Linked DNA regions of Homo sapiens: all the other regions are linked to region 1. Evidence: chromatin contacts called from ENCODE Hi-C data. All regions are on one chromosome and are shown on one strand. The core of a region is the stretch at or near the end of the contact, and the rest is flanking DNA. Distances in the headings are between cores, read along the strand shown.

What was found. Hi-C counts contacts between places; a loop is a spot of excess contacts on that map. Pooled maps may share reads with other maps.
Region 2: a pooled map shows a loop between it and region 1 (2.4-fold over the local background). The contact joins the promoter of ZMAT3 here to the enhancer-like site in region 1. A Hi-C loop is called at or near these places in 2 of 37 single-sample maps with no recorded cell type and 6 of 50 pooled maps.
Region 3: a loop to region 1 is called in a map with no recorded cell type, with 10 times the contacts of the local background. The contact joins two enhancer-like sites. A Hi-C loop is called at or near these places in 3 of 37 single-sample maps with no recorded cell type and 5 of 50 pooled maps.

The regions. Positions count from the first base shown.
Region 1 is chr3:177,356,738-177,360,260 of GRCh38, forward strand. No RefSeq gene overlaps it. Among named protein-coding and RNA genes, the nearest start is that of LINC00501, 64 kb to the left of the region's middle. RefSeq lists enhancers at 1,378-1,577, 1,698-1,937, 1,824-2,118, 2,792-3,523, 3,144-3,438. Within about 2 kb of position 1,799, at least 40 of the 41 ENCODE cell types and tissues checked have a DNase peak (open chromatin) inside an H3K27ac peak, as active enhancers do.
Region 2 is chr3:179,070,059-179,073,581 of GRCh38, forward strand. ZMAT3 (zinc finger matrin-type 3) reads right to left here and starts at 1,751. Exons shown (of 6, transcript NM_022470.4): 1 at 1,537-1,751. RefSeq lists silencers at 1,478-1,627, 1,768-2,177.
Region 3 is chr3:178,967,582-178,971,104 of GRCh38, forward strand. All of the region lies in intron 1 of LOC124906307 (a long non-coding RNA gene), which reads right to left. Among named protein-coding and RNA genes, the nearest start is that of ZMAT3, 100 kb to the right of the region's middle. Within about 2 kb of position 1,575, at least 3 of the 41 ENCODE cell types and tissues checked have a DNase peak (open chromatin) inside an H3K27ac peak, as active enhancers do.

The DNA.
Region 1 (3,523 bases), core at 549-3,048:
AGATCACCTGAGGTCAAGAGTTTGAGACTAGCCTAGCCAACCTGGTGACACCCCATCTTTACTAAAAATACAAAAATGAGCTGGATGTGGTGGTGGACGCCTGTAATCCCAGCTACTGAGGAGGCTGAGGCATTAGAATCCTTGAACCCAGGAGGCGGAGGCTACATTGAACCAAGATCATGCCACTGCACTCCAGCCTGGGCAACTGAGCGAGATTCTGTCTCAAAAAGAAAAAAAAAAAAATCAGGAATTGTCTCTGGGGCATGAGCAGCCAGCTGGATGTGGTACCATTATCTGGAAGTGAGATATCTAGAAAGAGGGAGAATGTAAGGCATAAGGATAAGAGAAAAAGTGGGGGTGGGAAATAGACACTGCTTGGAAAACAAAGTAACATCAGGGAGGTCTGGAAATAAAATGTTTCAAGTAGTTGGAAAGTCAACCAGATAAAATGCTGCTGAGAGACAGCAAGGGGTGCAGACTGAGAAATCATTAGTCTTAGCACTTACTCTTCCATAACCCTCAAAGCTTGTCTAACAGTGATTCTTTTCTGCCTTTCTCCTTCATTATATGATAAATTGCTAGAGGGTTTAGACCTCCTTTTAAATTCACCTTTATCTCTCTGGGCTCAACAGGGTGCCTTAGGAACAGGGTAGACTGCACAGTTCCTGACTGAAAATAACACTGGCAAGGAAACACCCCAAGGTGCTATCAGCTGCCAGATGCCAGAAGGAAATGGAAGGGCCTGGACTGCTCCCTAAAGAGCCTGACCCAGAAGCGGTGTGTAACAGGTTCCACTCAATGCCTTATAGGCTGAAAATTGCTCTGTCTTCTCAGAGCTAGAAAGGGTGTTCAGATAAGGCAGGGTGGGACCCTGACTCATGGACACACAATTAGCCGGCTTTTGTCTTTGAATCTGACTGGAAGTGACTCATGAGCTGGAAAAAAACCCTTTGGAAACAAATGAAGGGGGAAAAAAGGAGGGTAAGCCACGACTGCATTTTACTCTGTTAAAATGCAGATCTGCTGTCCTATAAATGTAGAATACTGTACATTTCCTCAGCCTCCCTCCAACAAAGACCCAGGGGAAATTATTAAGCCTGACAATTCACTCATTTTCTCCAAGATTTTTATTAAATGCAATTTAGAGGGGATAAAGTTTCTTCTCTTTTCTCTTTCTATTCACTTGAATAAGCCCTAATTACCACTAGGGTACAATAAATGGGCTTCTAGAAGTCTGTGGCAATTGGCGATGCTTCCCCTTTAAATTAACCAGTTGAAGCCTCCAGTTTCAACAGCCACCAGGGCACTTCCCGTCCACTCACAACTTGCTCAGTGCAATCTGAAGAGCATTTATTGAGCACCTTGTTATGGGGCACTGACATATGCTGCGGAGGATAGAAGACTTCTCGGGGGGTTATAATGGGGCTGGGGAGCTCTTGAACTCAACTGACATACTGTGTAAGTTAAACTAGTAAATGCCATGGGATTTTTGGATTAGAAGCAACAAAAACACAAACTAGGTTAAACAATAAGAATTTGTGGCAAAAAATAATGGGCTGTCGCAAGGAATCGGGGGCAGGCAGGGCTGTACCAGGGACACAGGAACCGATGCTGCCAATAACATTAGACTCCTGTTGGCCTCAGCGCTCTCTCCCAGCCTGTCTGGCTGTGGCTGAGGCTCTATCTTTGTTTTCTGCTCGATCTTTATCTCTGTTTCTGCCTTCAGATTGGCCTTGCCTCTCCTCTCCTGACCATGGGAAACATGGTCATGTATGTTATAATATCTTGCAGTTTTAGCCCTGGGGAGAAACTGACTTTTTCACTTCCAGTTTCAAAATTTCCCAAGAAGGCTTTTGATTGGATTCAAATATGTCAGCTCTTCCCGCTGGGACCAATCCCCTGTGGCAAGGTGGGGGAGGGAAATTTGAGAAGGGCCGTGAATGGTCCAGCTTAGGTCAGAGGTACAGTTTCCACGTCCCCACCCCCACCCCCGCCCCGTCAACAAAACAGCTCTGCCCTGTAAGCCTGTGGGTGTGGGTGAAGGTGGAAGTGGGTCGGAAGAGGCTGCGGGCTCCACTTTGCCAGGAGTGTAGGGGGAAGGGCTGAGTTGAGGAAACAATGGGTCTAGCACTTCTGCTGACCTTGTTTTCAGAAACAACCACAGGGCCTCTGGCCCCAGTGGAACTTGACTCATAAAGGCGAGAGACTTGACTATTGAAAAAGGTCTCCTATGAAATCTGAATTTCACTTAATCCTCAGAACAACTGTTGAGGGGGTTGTTACTACTCCCATTTTAAGACGCGGGCTGTAGAGAGGGTAACCACCCTGTCCACATTCACACAGCGAACACGTGGTGGGGCAGGGCTCAAGTCCAGGCGATTCCAAAGTCCCCCCGTGCTGTTTGCGCCACGCGGTGCTCCCACCAAGCCCACTCCGCGGGGAGAAAAACCATAGGCCTCGGAGGAGGAGCGGCTCCTCGCAGTGGGGTGGGGCAGAGGCCAGCATGAGGCCTTGTTCACTGGAGGATTCCACAGGCCTGGAACGGAAAGAATGAGAGCTCTGCAGGCAGGCAGAGCCCAGGGCGCCCAGTGCCCCCAGGCTGCGACAGCCAAGTCGGTGGGCGCGCATGGCGGGGCTTGAAGGAAAGGTCCAGAGCCGGTGGGAAAGGCCACGCCCCGGGGTAGAGCGCTTCCTTCCAGATCCCGGCCTTTAACTGCAATTCCGTTTTAAGGGCAACCCTGCCCGGTTCACACCTAGCCTTGAAGATGACAGATTGCACTGTGAGCAATTTGCAGGGTGAGAACGGGAGCCTACGACTCCGCACCTGCACTGCCAGAGCCATAAATGCAGCAAATCATGGCCTATAAAATGTCACCACTGCTGAAGTGCAATTTTCCAGGGGTCTTCTGCAGAGGGAACTCCACCACGGAGAGCGACCCTCGGCTCTGCAGCCTAAGAGGAAGGCCCCTGCAGGGTGGGGGAGGGAACAGGGAGGTCTTCCTCCCCATCCCCTTCGTGCCACTGCTCCCCCCTTTGTGACCCCACTCTGCCACGTGGTAAAAGCTTCCGGGGGGAGGCATTAGTTATTTCTGTCTGAGGAGTTTTTGACCAAACGTAAACATCAGAGGAGCGGGAACCCGAGCCCCGCCTGGGCTGGGCGGCAGCGACCCCGACGCCGCGGCGGCAGAGCCGGAGCTCGAAGCAGCCGCCGCTGTTGCGAGCCGCCCCTCCCCCGCCAGGCTGGCGAGCCCATTTTCGCTTGGCCGGTCTCCGCGCTGCCGGATGGATTGCGCCCCACCCCCGCTCCTCTGCTCAGTCATTCAGACTTGGAAAGTCAATAACACGCTGACATCATCAGGGGTTTGTGTATTATTACACGGCTACTTTCCAGAGTACCTGGCATTATCTAAGAGAGGAGCACTCCGGCTGCCCAAGAAAGGGCCTGAACTGGGAGCTTGGCGGCCTCGGGGAGGGGCGGCTGCTCAGAGCCAGGCCTTTCCCTAGTGGGGAGGGCATCTGCAAG
Region 2 (3,523 bases), core at 501-3,000, 1.7 Mb after region 1:
AAGCTACTGATGTCAAATTGCCACAAACATTCTGCTAGTTCATTAGTGAAAAGGTGGGGGGGGGTGTCAAAACCTCTGGATAAAGGAAATCAGCAATATAAACAGAAAATCAAATGCTACCAATTGCCTAGGCATGTCTGGACTTGTTTTATGAAAGCTCACTTTCACTTGAGGAAATTCTAGCATGTGTCTCCCCCAGTGTTATCTACAGGTTTCCCTCAAAATAAAGATCCTTCTCAAAGAACAGAGGCACAAAAGGCCTCCTACCAGAGGTGACAGTTACCTGATTTAAAGAAAAAATTCTTGCCAAACACAGATTTACCCATTATCACATTTGATCTTTACAATTTTTAAAGAGTAGCTTGATATCCCAAATTTATTTCTTGTTATATTTAACAATCAACACAATGTCGACTCCTCAAAAAAATCTATGTATGACAATTGCATCAAATATTAGTACATTTGCAAACAAAAATTAGTATAAAATATAAATCTTAAAATGAATAAAACCAAGTCTTCAGTGAATGCATGAATGATGGAATACAGAGACCCAAAACATGCAACTCAGATCTGTTCAACTGTTGCATTGGTTTAAAAGGGACTAATTTGAAGACTGGCATAAATATTCTTCAAATCTTAAAAACCAGTCACTTTGATGCTTGCGATGGCATAAATGAAGGATTTATGCTGGTTAATGTCCTGGTTTGGAAAGGAGCTAAGACGACATTAAAGAAAATCAAAGCTTCACAAGGTACCCTGTTTAAAGAAAATTAATTGTCATAGCATACTTAGTTTTAATGATTGGACTGGGGCCTACTCTTCACATACTGTGTTAAAGACAATCTCTTGTCTCATTTGGAGAAATCTACAGAGGAAAGAGAATAGAATAAAGGAACAGGTTAGGAGCACCTCAGCAAACTAGGTAAGTCTGTAATTGGGAATTCTGGAAATGAGGGAAAGGCAGCGAGCATTACTCAGAGGTCATCAGAACGCAGCAAGAAGGAATGAGAGGGAGAAAAGTTAAAAAAAATAATAATAATAATCACTTGAGGCAAGGTGTATCCTATAAAGAAGGCTCAAAAGAACGCAGAAAACTGGGGAAGAGGCCTTGGTGAATTGGCGAATGTTTTTCAGTCTCCGCTGTGACGGTTCCTAATCCTAGAGAACTGTTTACAGATTTGAATCAAAGCTACAGACAGTTCAGCGTCGCCCACATCCACCTTACATTCCTAAGATGTGCATGCATACACACGAACCCACACACGCACCTCAACCCGGTATGGATGCCATCACGAAGGATGGAATCCCCCGACTCCCACGGGGCGGGGGCAACTGAGAGGGCCAAGGCAGCTGCACGCACAGATGATCCACCTGGTCCACGTGAAATGCCTGAAACAAGCAAACTGATAAATAGAAGCAGCGCAAGCCCTGTCACGTGGAGGGCAGATGGAAAGAGCATCGGAAAGGAACCGCTAGTCCCCGGCGCTCCAGGGGCTCGTCCTGAAAGCTCCGCGGCTCCCAATCGCCCGCACTTACCGGAACCCCCGGGACGCGCCGGCAGTCTCCGCGCCGCGTCCGCCCGGGACGCCCGCGACGCCCGCCCTGCGCGCCCGGCTCGGCCCAGCTCGACCCAGCCTCTTCTCGGAGCAACTTTCTCCGCCGGCCGCCGCCGAGCCCCCTCCGCAGCCGAAGGCTGACTGTCAAAAGTCAGTCCAACCCGACCCACAGGGAAACAGCTGCAGGAAGTGACTGCGGAACCGGGAGGCGGTGGAGGAGGAGACTGAGGGCGCCGGCTCGGCGTCGCCACTGCGCATGTGCTTGGCGGAGCAGGCCCGGCAGCGGTGGCAGCGGTAGCAGTGGCGGCTCCCGCATCCCCGGCGGGCGGCGCGTGGGTCAGGTGCCCTGGCCGCGAGCGCAGGGGCGCGGGGTTAGGCCGGCGTGGGGAACAAAGGCACGAGTGAGAGGCGGGAGGGTCCCGCCGCCAATCTCAGCAGACAGCCCCGAAGAGCAGTTCAGCAGATGCCCTGGAAAGTTAATCCTTGGTAGAAGCCTGGGCAGAGCTTTTGCAACTTTCATCTCCAGTCATTGGGATCCAAACATTGTTCATTCTGTTCCTCCCTTAGCCTGCTGGTTGGCGGTTAAGGCGGCTGAGTGGATCCTTTAAACTGCTGCAACAGAACCTTTAAACTGCTGCTCTCCCCACTTCCGCCCCAGGATGGAGGAAGAAGAGCGTGGCTGCCTGCCCAGTATCGGCCTCCCTCACACAAAACGCCCCCACCCACCCACACACACACCTTCCCTCCCCTACACGAAAGTGAGCAGGAGATAGAGGAGACTTTCTCCTGACCCCCAGAGGCTCACCTGCAAGACAGGAAGGACCAGGAAAAGAGTGGCCAACGCTAGGATGTCACATCCTTCATAACCAACCTGGACATCTTCAATGTTAACACTGAGTGATGAGCTGAGGAAATTCCGGCTCTAAACTTATAGCGTAAATTAACTCGTATGAAGATCTGCTGGGGTATTATTTTTGTGTGTGGCAAACGATAACAAATATACTACTTTAAGAGTACAGGCCGGGCGCGGTGGCTCACGCCTGTAATCCCAACACTTTGGGAGGCCGAGGCGGGTGGATCACGGGGTCAGGAGATCGAGACCATCCTGGCTAACACGGTGAAACCCAATCTCTACTAAAAATACAAAAATATTAGCCAGGCGTGGTGGTGGGCGCCTGTAGTCCCAGCTACTCGGGAGGCTGAGGCAGGAGAATGGCGTGAACCCGGGAGGCGGAGCTTGCAGTGAGCCGAGATCGCGCCGCTGCACTCCAGCCTGGGTGACAGAGCGAGACTCCGTCTCAAAAAAAAAAAAAAAAAAAGTACAGTTCAGTGGCATTAAGTACATTTGCATTATTGTGTGGTTATTTTTTAAAACACGAATTAAAATGCCAAGGAGATCTAAGTATAGTAAGATGTGCCCTATTAGTAGGGAAACAACTGCAGGAAATCAAGGCTGTTTCTTTGGCTGAAAAATGCACCAATCCAATACCAACAACAACAAACCATAAAAGACTTCATAAGTACAATGAATATGAAGTACAAACATATACACACAGTGTACACCAGCCATTTGGGGAGAGTAATCCATCACCTGAATTGTTTTTCCAGCTGTATAGGTACATTTACTTTATGTGTCACTATTTTAAAGGGCTATATTGTTTCTAAAATAATAAATGCTGCTAAAATCCACTCTCCAGCCCCTTTTCTATATGGTCTTTAGCCAGTCTTAGAACTTCACAGTCCACACTCCTTATCTAGGACCACAAGTAGGCCTTGCGGAGCCTTTCCGATCTGACCTTCCACCAGTCTCCCCTCATCATTTCACTCACACCCCCATCCATGCCCCTTCATTTCCTGCCTCTGTAATTTAGCTCTGTCTGCATCTTGAATACAAAATGCTTTCTCTCCCCTCCCCTTGAATTGTCAAATCCTACCTGTCCTTCCAGGCCTCTTCTTTCATGAGGTCC
Region 3 (3,523 bases), core at 325-2,824, 1.6 Mb after region 1:
TAGCACCAGTTCTTATCTTTGTTACTTCATTCAACCTCTTTTCATCTCATTCAACCACAGAAAGTGATTTTGACCTTTTACAAGACCCATAACCTTTACTGAAATCAAAGCTAATTGCTTTTCTTTTTAAATGTCTTTTAATCACCTTCAAAACTAAACAAATAACTTCAATCTAGAAAAATCAGACCTTGGAATCAGAATGAATGTTAGACATCCCTCTACTGCTTAGCAGTCCTGTGAACCTGAGATTCCTCAGCTATTAGGTCCAGAAATACCTGTCTCATTTATGTCACCAAATAGTTGTTAGGATAAAATGAGATTACATATGGAAATATACTTTAATAGCATTTATTGAGTACTTAATATGTATTAGGCACTATTCTTAGCCCTTATTACTTACTAACTCATTTACTCTTCACAAGAAATTCAAGAGAGAGAATTTTATCCCTACTTTACAGATAAGAAAACTGAGGCAGAGAAACTAAGTAACCTGCCTAAAGTCTCCTAGCTACTAAATCTGAAATTCAAACCCAGGTAGTCTGACTCCAGAGCTCACACTCTACAACCATATACACCACCTTCCAGTGTGGATATGAGTGTGGTTATTCATTCATTAATTTATCAGCTGTCTATTGAACATCTACCATGTGCCACACACTCTGTTGGATTATTAATGGAAAATAATCAAATCTATAGGATTCACTCTTTACTATCTTCACTCTTTTTGCCCTATAGGAAATGAAGAGGAAAGGGTATAGGAAGAGAAAAGAAAGAAAACTCTAAACCTATCATTAAGAACATTTGCAAAATAGTCACATAGAGCCTTAAGATGCCACAGTTCAAATGAGAGGACTCCTCCTCTCCGGCATAGACCCAGTCACCACGGATAAGACTTGGGAGTGAGGAGACAATGGCGCAAAGCAGACCCCAACCTCTCCACAGGCAGGGGCAGAGGGATGATGGGAGAAGCACAGACAAGATGAGTCAGGACCAGAGGCTTGAGCTCATTGAATGGCAGAGTCACGGAGTGGCAAACTCCAAACCCCCATGGCTAATCCTCACCGTTCTTCACTAGGTTTCTGCAAGACCTAAGAAAACTTCTGCAAAAGCACTTCCTTGACTGTGAATTTATCTGCAATGTCAGAGGTAATGTAAAACCATAAGAAGGTGACTCCTATTGACCTCCAGTCCCAACAAGGACTCCAAAATTGATAGCTGCGTATGAAAGACATAGATATTTAATCTGCACATATGTATTTAATTTTTTAAATGGGGGAAGAGAGGCTCAAGTCCTAGAATTCACTGATAATCATCTATAAACAATTATTATTTAGAAGATAATTAATAGTTTTAACACTAATAGGCCTTTTTCTTCCAAAGCAGTCTTCTCCAGAAACTTCAAGTAAGTTTAAATTCATTAGTTAATCACCTTCTTCTGTAATAAGCAGTCACTGTTATTATTTATCCTATTTTTAAGAAAGAAAAAATTTAAATAAAGCAAGAATAATTGAGACATTTAGGCATTTCTATAAAAAGCCACAGCATGTCACCTGCCAGGAAGAACGCCTCTATAAGGCAACATGCACATTTTCTTTCACTTGAAGGTATCAGTTCCTCTTTGAAGACGCTAGCTAAATATGGACTCTATCCTCTTCCATAATCTACCCCTCTAATAAATACTTACAGCATTAACTTGGAAAGCTCAACACCCCTCTCTCATCATACCCTTAGCCCATCTTCTAGGACACCCAGAAAGGGGAGGATCATAGGGCCGATTGTTATCAATCAGTTCTCTATCACACACCAAACACAACACAGACACACATACACACTGTGTATGAATGCTTACACACCCTCCTGACCCTGAACTTGCTGGTAATTTTCATGGACATAGATGAAATGAATAAGAGGTTCACTAAATTAATGGCTGTCAATTGGGCCAACCAACAGTAGTCCCGGGCCCCTGAGTTCAGATGTTTACTCAAAAAAAACAATTTCAAAATCATTTCAGAAGTGAAAGAGTAGACAGAAGTGACTACAGACATTTTTCAAAAGTAAAGTAGAAGACTGAAGAGTGTGTACGATTGCAAAATGGAGAAGAAAGAGAAGCTCCATTGTGTTTGTTTTTCTCCCCAGCAGGGCTGTCATTTAAGTCGTCAAAGGGTAATGGAAGTCATCAATAACGTGGCAGTGCCTGGAAACTTTTCATATTCAGCTTTGGAAAGACAGATTGGCTCTAGGAGGCTCCATATATCAAGGGAGATTTAGGTCTTATCTGAAAAGGCACTTCCAAACAGAAAGTCTGGCTACCAAGGCTTAACAAGAGAAAGGTGTAAATTCTGTAAATTCGTGAGACATATTCTTCCAAAGGCTGAACTAAGTGACATAGGATCACAGATTCCCAGAAAATATTTTAAGGATGTAGATTCTTATTCCAGGTGGATTCCAGTAATAATCCCTATAATCTTTCATTGAAAGTTCCCAGTGTCCAGAAGGTCACTACCAAGGCAGTCTTACATTTTTTGAATACTAAGTGCTGGGGCTCAGAAAATGATATCCCAAAATAAAGGCCTCAGAACCCAAAGTTTTTCCTCTAACTTCCTACCCTCCTGTCTTTGCCTTTTTATTCTCCCCTAAGGCTAGTCATAGAAACTGGAATCTTCTTCTCCAAAGTGGGCTATAGAAACCAGAACCCTTTTTCCCCATAGCCAGCCATAAAACCTGAACATGTTGCTCTAACTTTCCTCCCACCTTTCTATGTAAAAATCTGCCATAAAGAAACTATCTAGCCTAGTTGTTCAATCATAGGTTATAAGACCCCACCCCCAATTCCAGAGAGTGTCTTGCCCCACACCCAGAAGGAAGGAATGCATGCACAGAGAGGCCAAGAAGAATCTAGACAGGCCGGGCACAGTAGCTCACGCCTGTAATCCCAACACTTTGGAAGGCCAAGGCAGGCAGATCACCTGAGGTCAGGAGTTCGAGGCCAGCCTAGCCAACATGGTGAAACCCTGTCTCTACTAAAAATACAAAAATTATCCGGGCGTGGTGGCCGGCACCTGTAATCCCAGCTACTCGGGAGGCTGAGGCAGAAGAATCGCTTGAACCCGGGAGGTGGAGGTTGCAGTGAGCTGAGGTCGCGCCATTGCACTCCGGCCTGGGTGACAAGAGCAAAACTCCGTCTCATTAAGAAAAAAAAAAAAAAAAAGAAGAAAAATAATCTAGACAGATAGGCTTTATTGGGTTTCCCTACTCACTCTATTAGCATTAAATGATACCCTTTTTGTCCAATCATATTTGCACATGGTTGTCCATACTTTGTTAAACCTAAGCATAAAACTGGACAGTTTTCCCTGCTTTGGGTCTTTATTCTAAAGGTTCCTGTGTCACATAAAACTGTGATCAAATAAATTTGTATGTCTTTTCTTTGATTAATATGCCTTTGTCAGTGATATTCAGTGAACCTGCAGAACACAAAAGGGAAGCCTTCCCTTGGTCCCTACATGAGCTTAAACCCAATATT